2 separate regions of the Homo sapiens genome follow, and region 2 is linked to region 1. The links are chromatin contacts, found by Hi-C or POLR2A ChIA-PET in ENCODE. All regions are on one chromosome and are shown on one strand. The core of a region is the stretch at or near the end of the contact, and the rest is flanking DNA. Distances in the headings are between cores, read along the strand shown.

Evidence for each region. A loop is a pair of places that touch in the nucleus more often than their neighbours do. ChIA-PET counts read pairs that join two places held with the same protein, here RNA polymerase II (POLR2A). Pooled maps may share reads with other maps.
Region 2: a loop to region 1 is called in a pooled map, with 4 times the contacts of the local background. The contact joins two enhancer-like sites. A Hi-C loop is called at or near these places in 1 of 37 single-sample maps with no recorded cell type and 2 of 50 pooled maps. POLR2A ChIA-PET finds 5 or more read pairs at or near these places in 1 of 52 experiments (PC-9).

What each region holds. Positions count from the first base shown.
Region 1 is chr2:47,070,049-47,073,063 of GRCh38, forward strand. All of the region lies in intron 19 of TTC7A (tetratricopeptide repeat domain 7A), which reads left to right. Among named protein-coding and RNA genes, the nearest start is that of STPG4, 84 kb to the right of the region's middle. RefSeq lists enhancers at 1-2,245, 1-203, 1,060-1,917. Within about 2 kb of position 1,548, at least 35 of the 41 ENCODE cell types and tissues checked have a DNase peak (open chromatin) inside an H3K27ac peak, as active enhancers do.
Region 2 is chr2:46,489,174-46,492,188 of GRCh38, forward strand. No RefSeq gene overlaps it. Among named protein-coding and RNA genes, the nearest start is that of TMEM247, 11 kb to the left of the region's middle. RefSeq lists enhancers at 866-1,398, 1,241-1,540, 1,399-1,931, 1,561-1,620, 1,731-1,780. Within about 2 kb of position 1,563, at least 17 of the 41 ENCODE cell types and tissues checked have a DNase peak (open chromatin) inside an H3K27ac peak, as active enhancers do.

The sequences.
Region 1 (3,015 bases), core at 298-2,797:
CTTCCCAGGGCAGGCCCCCCTCAAAGGAAGAAGAAGCATGCACACCCCTAGACCTTTGTGCTGCTCTGCCCTTGGAGGGCATCATCAGGCACTGAACTTATGGGCTGGGATGGTGTGCAGTGGAATTCTGAAAAGGCAAGGCCCTTTTCCCCTCATCCCCTCCCAGGCCACAGCCCCTGGCCACACACTGTGCCTCTGCAGATGACCTGGGTCCCACAGGGAGGCTCCCCACTGAGTGTGAGCCCAGACCCTAGCAAGACCTTAGGCCCCTTAGGTTCTGCACCTGCGTGGCCGTAAGAGGCAGGGCTTGCCAAGCTCCACGTGGGCAGCATCCCTGATCGGAGGTCCACATCTGTGTGTGTGTGGGTGTCTCTGGGTTCCCTGGCTCTGCATTTGGGCTACATCCTGAGCTCTGAGCCTTGTTGAGCTGCTGTCCTTTGGGGAATAACAAAGCAGGCAGGAGGCTGGGGCGCTGTCCCTCTCAGCCTGGGGAGGGGCAGGACAGGGATCACATCCATGAGCCCCACAGTAACTAAGCGTGACCTTGAGGCGGTTGTGTGGTCAGGAGGAGCTCCGCCCTCAGGGAAGGCTTCCTGGGAGAGCAGAGTCTCGAGCACTTGAGATGTGGCCACACATCCCCACTCCCTGAGATCCAGGAAGGGAGAGAAGGAGGGTCCTGAGGTGGGAATTTCTGGGGACTTCCCCCAGAGCCCTGCACCTCCCTGGAATCATGTCTGTGGCTATAACCAGCCCAAAGCGCCCCCTTGGAGGTACGATGTCTGATCACCATAAACAACTTGGACATCACTTTCGAATCCCTGTGGGCTGGCAGCACAGCCATGGCATCTCCCAAGGGACGGTCAAAAACTGGAAGCCTCTCAGCAGATCTGGTCTCCTCTCTCAGCGTGGGGCACATCCTCACCAGGATGAGGGATGGGGGATTCACTTGGGACATTTGGATGAAATTGAGATGTCAGTTCTTGTTCCCACCATCTCCCAGGAGGCCTGTTCTCTGGGAGGGTCGGGGTGCCAGGAGGATTGTCTGCAGGTCCTAGGTGCAGCGCTGGGCTCAGGGCAGAGTAGGTGAGACCTCGCATCTTCCTGGGGCTGTGTCTTGCCCAGTTGTCAGGCAGCAAACAGCGCTGAGTTGCTACCAAACATGAACTCGGCTGGTGTCAGGGGCAGGTGGCAGAAGATCCTGTTACAGGCCCTGGGCCTCTGGGCCCCAGCCTGACCCCAGCCTGGTGTCTCCTTTCAGGTTCTAAGGTCAACATCCCAGGGTGGGGGGACATGAGCCAACCCACCCTAGCCTACAGTCCTCCCCCACAGAGAGCCATGCCCTCTCCCAGCTTCTAGAGAGATCAGTCACTCCACCCGCTCCCCACCTGGAAGGACCCTCTGCTCATCTTGAAGGCGCTGCTGTTTGCTGTCTGCCCCCGCGGTGATTTTTCAAGTTGATCATTGCAGAATCCTCACAAGAGCCCCGCGAGGAAGGACTGTTTCATTGCTTTGGTTTACAGATGAGGAAACCACAGCTCAGAGAAAGTTGGCCATTTGCCCGTGGTCACAGCACTTGTCAGTGGCAGAGCTGGGATTCCAACCTGGCCAGGGCTTCCGGCCAGCAAGCCCTGAGCTTTTTCCTCCCTACAGACACACACAGGAAGTTACTGCAAACCTCCGAAACTGAGAATACACACACACACACCAGCCTGCAGACACATCTGGCCCCTTCCCAAACACCCACATACTTCTTGATATCAGGGGTTTTCAGACTTGTTTTTAGCAGTTGAGCCCATTTTTCAAACAGAATCCCATGTGGAAGCTCAATATAGAAAACTTAACGTGTGGAAGCCACTCCGGCCCTGGCCCTCTCTGGGAGGCCTTGCCGGCCTTTCCCTTCTGTCCTGTGTGGCTCCCTCCTGGGCAGAACTCACAGGGCTCAAACCCTCCATTTTTGGTGCTTAATTTTGTGTCTGGCGGCCCGTCGGCTGGCCTCCTTCCCTCCTCCCTGTGGGCCGTGTTCCATTGTGAGCTGCTGGGGTCTGGCCCTTGGGTCTGGTGTGGGTGGAACAGCTAGGCCTGGTGCCCTGCTGGCCAGCCTGGCCACTACCCTTGGTCCCAGGCAGCCCTGAGTCAGCACCGCTCCCATCTGGCGAGAGCGTAAGACCCTGCCTGAGGCTCCACCCCGCCTGCAGCCACCCTGTCCTCCCCTGGCCTCTGCACGCCTCATCCGTGTGTGTGGTTCCTTGCTACGGCTTTGCCCAGGGCTGACAGAGGCGCTGTGAGGACAGCCTCTTCCTCCCCCGCCCCCTGGCCGCAAGATCTCCAGCCAGCGCCTCTGGAGAGGGAGAGGCCTTTCCTAGGGCTTCCTGAGCGCCATCTTTCACTCCCACCGAACTGGTTGTGTTCCAAGCTCTCCGAGGACTTGATGAAACCAGGCATGCGCATCTTCCCCAGCGCGTCTCCATAGCAACAGAGGGCCTAACTCTGGGGAGCTCGCTGAGGAGGAAAATGTTCCAGCTAAAAATGTACATGGCCGTCAGTGGGCGGGCACCGGAGAGGGGGCTCCAGGCACATAGAAGGCAGCTCCCCACCCCCACTGCGGCCCCCGCCTGTCCAGGAAGTCGGTGGTGGGCTTTACCTCCCGTCTTGGAACAAGAGAAGGGCCCCCCGTGCTGTCATCTCATGCCACCCTCAGGGCTGAAACAGGGATCAGTGGGACGGCATGAAGCAACCTTTGTGGGACCTGAGGCTGAAAGGGGGCCCTGCCCTCTCCCTCCACTCACTACCCTGTCCACCCTACCCACTTCCCAGTGTGGGTAGAAGAGGATGTAGAGGGGACAAGGTGCCAGTTTCACTTCCCAGCCTCTTCTTATGACTATTCCTGTTAGTTCCTCTATCTCTTTGGTAACAGGGTTGTTTGAGCCAAACAGCAGGGCCAAGCTTCCCTGTGCGTGACCCAGACCCCCCAGGCCTTTCATCTTTCAGCCAATCCAGCCCGTTCACCCAGCACCC
Region 2 (3,015 bases), core at 313-2,812, 580 kb before region 1:
GACTAGGCAAGGCAACATAGGGAGATCCCATATCTCCAAAAAAAAAAAAGCCAGGTACGGTGGCATGCACCTGCTGTCCCAGCTACTGGGAAGGCTAACAAGGGAGGATCACTTGAGCCTGGGAGGTTGAGGCTGCAGTGAGCTGTGATCGTGCCACTGCACTCCAGCCTGGGGGACAGAGCAAGACCCTACCAGAAAAAAAAAAAAAAAACAAAATCTGTTCTCTTTATGAAGACAATGCTCTTGGCCAGGAGGGTCTTCTAGGGGGAATGAGAGGGAGAACAACCGAGTGCACAGCCCTTCAGAAGTGCTATGGGGTTTCCATTAACCTCTGCCGCAGGCTAGGGGTGGCAGGAGCTTACTGTGCCACATCAGGAAGCTGAGCCTGTGGCAGCATATCTGCCCCTCCTCCCTTTCACCAGTTCATGCTCTGGGCTTCTGGGGAACCAAATGATTTCACCCTGCAGGCCAGGGCTGAGCAGAAAGTTCCAGAATGCCCTCAGGCCTGTGTCTGCTTCTGTCCCTTTTTTGATCTGACTCCCACGTGTAGCTTTGGGGAAATCTTGCTAATATACGTTCATTCATTATTTAAAGGTTGCTGCTGTTCTTCAGGAAGGTTAAGCATGATTAAAAGATGGGATTTTTCCACAGGGCACAGCAGAAAAGCTAGGGCTCCCACATTTTTAAGCTGTTTTGGCCAAGCCTTGTTGCATAATTCAAAGTCTGTGATTTACTTAGATTTAATTAGCCAAAGGAGCAGCAGCTGCAGGTTCATTAGTTAGTATTTATTAAGCGCCCTCAGAGGGCTTTTTAGGCTCTTAAGAGTGAAGTGGAGGATGGGTTTCGGACTTGCAAATTTCTTACACTTAAGTAGGAGGGGATTACAGATAGCTTCAGGAGGTAGGCATTTTTGTTCCTCAAAGAGAGCAAAGGGGTGGCATCAAAAGGCCTGAGCTCGTGGGGCAAATCCTACAAAGGGCCACGAGTCAGAGAGATGTCAGTCCCTCACAGGGTTATAGTGACAATTAGTGAGATAACAAGGTGGAGGCTGGTGGTGAATAAGAAGCTACACAGATGAGAGGTATCAGCCAGAGCAGGGAAGGGAAGTGACTGCTAACCTGAATTTCAAGAACTGGGAGAGGTGGGGAGGTCCGGCTCCTGAATTTGTGGGCCCAGTGCAAGAGGACAATGCAGTGTCCCATCATGAATTCCACGACGGTGACAGCAGAGCATTAAGCCATGTGGAGAGCCCCCACTGAGAGCAGGGCCCTGTGCCACTGCCCTGGCGGTGGATGACGGAGACCCCAGGGTTAAGGGGCTTTTGTGGTGCCTCTCAAATCTCACCCAGAGAGTGACTATCCTTGGCCTGTACTCCATCAACAGGAGGGAGGGAGGGAGCAGGCTCTGTGCATTTTGCAGGGGCAGGGACCGTTGGAGCAGGCCATTGGAGGAAGGAGTCTGGTGGCCCCAGGGCAAGTGGCCCCTGCATGCCTTCCAGCTCTGGGCGCAGAGTCTGCCTGCAGAGGCGCCTCTTCACAAGCAGGTCACGCTCTAGGCTTCCAGCTGCTAATCACAGGGGCTCTCCAGCTTGGGTGCATTTCCTCCCTCTGCTCCTGGCTTCCGCCCCAGTCCCATTCAGCTGATCATTCTCCGCTGGGCTAGAAAATCCAAAAATAGAAGAAAGCTACACTTTTTACCCCCTTGAGCCTCTTGTATCAAATGACACAGTCACTTTGCCTCAAACTTTTCATCAAAGCAGCCTTTGTAAGGTCCTGGGGCAGAAAGCAGGCCTTGGAAGACAGCCACCAGGAAGCCATGCAGAAAGTGCTGAGCAGGGGGACCCTTGGTGGAGGAGGTGGGGAGGGCAGGGTTTCAGGAGCTTCCCTCTGCCCCAGAAAGAGCCAGTGACAGACACTTGCTACCATGGGGCAGCTCTTCTCTGAGCACCAGCTCTAGCTTCAGGTCTTGGAAGTGCAAGAGCAGCAAATAGTGTGGCTGCACAGACCACCCATTGCCAGGGTTCAACAACCAGACCACAGAGCTCAATCAGTGATTAAGGAGCAATGATTGATCAATCAAATAAACAGAAGGAGTGTAAGAGACGATCTGAGAAAGGCTCTGTGAGCTAAAGCATTCTGTGACGGCTTCTTGAAAAGGAAGCTCACCCTTGCCGAATACCTAGGATGTATTGTACCCTGTCCAACACTCTCATGTCATCTATTTTATCCCATAGCCCTCCATGAAGGAGCACTGGTACGCACTAGATTAATCTGCCCAGGCTGCTCTAACAAAATACCACAAACTGGGTGGCTTCAGCAACAGATGCTCATTTGTCCACAGTTCTGGAAGTTGAAAGTCCAAGATCAAGGTGTTGGCAGGTTTGGTTTCCTCTGAGGCCTCTCTCGGCTTGCAGATGGCTGCTGCCTTCTCACTGCATCCCCACGTGGTCTTCCTCTCTGTGTGCATCCCTGGTGTCTCTCTGAATGTCCAAATTTCCTCTTCCAAGGACACCAGTCAGATTGGATTAAGCCCTCATTTTAACGCCATGACTTCTTTTTTTGATTTCAATAGTTTTTGGGGTACAGGTGGTTTTTGATTACATGGATAAGTTCTATAGTGGTGATCTCTGAGATTTTGGTGCACCCATCACCCGAGCAGTGTACACTGTACCCAGTACGTAGTCTAAAGCCCCTATCTCCAGATGAGGTCACATTCTGAGGTTTCGGGGGTTAGGACTTCAACACTTGAATTTTGAGGGGAGATAATTCAGCCCATGACGCCCACTTTGCTGATGAGAAATCAGACTCCGAGAGGTTCAGGAATTGCCCAAGCTTGCTCAGCCAGGAGGTACCAGAGACCAAGTGTGGCAAGGAGCTGAAAGATGATTGGAAGAAAACAAAGAACCGTGCTGCGTCTCATTCATTTAGGTTTGTGAACAAAGGTTCCGAGCTGGTTTGATAACATGGGAAGAGAACTGCTACTCCATTTCAGATGGCATTGTGTGGCCCCCTGTAT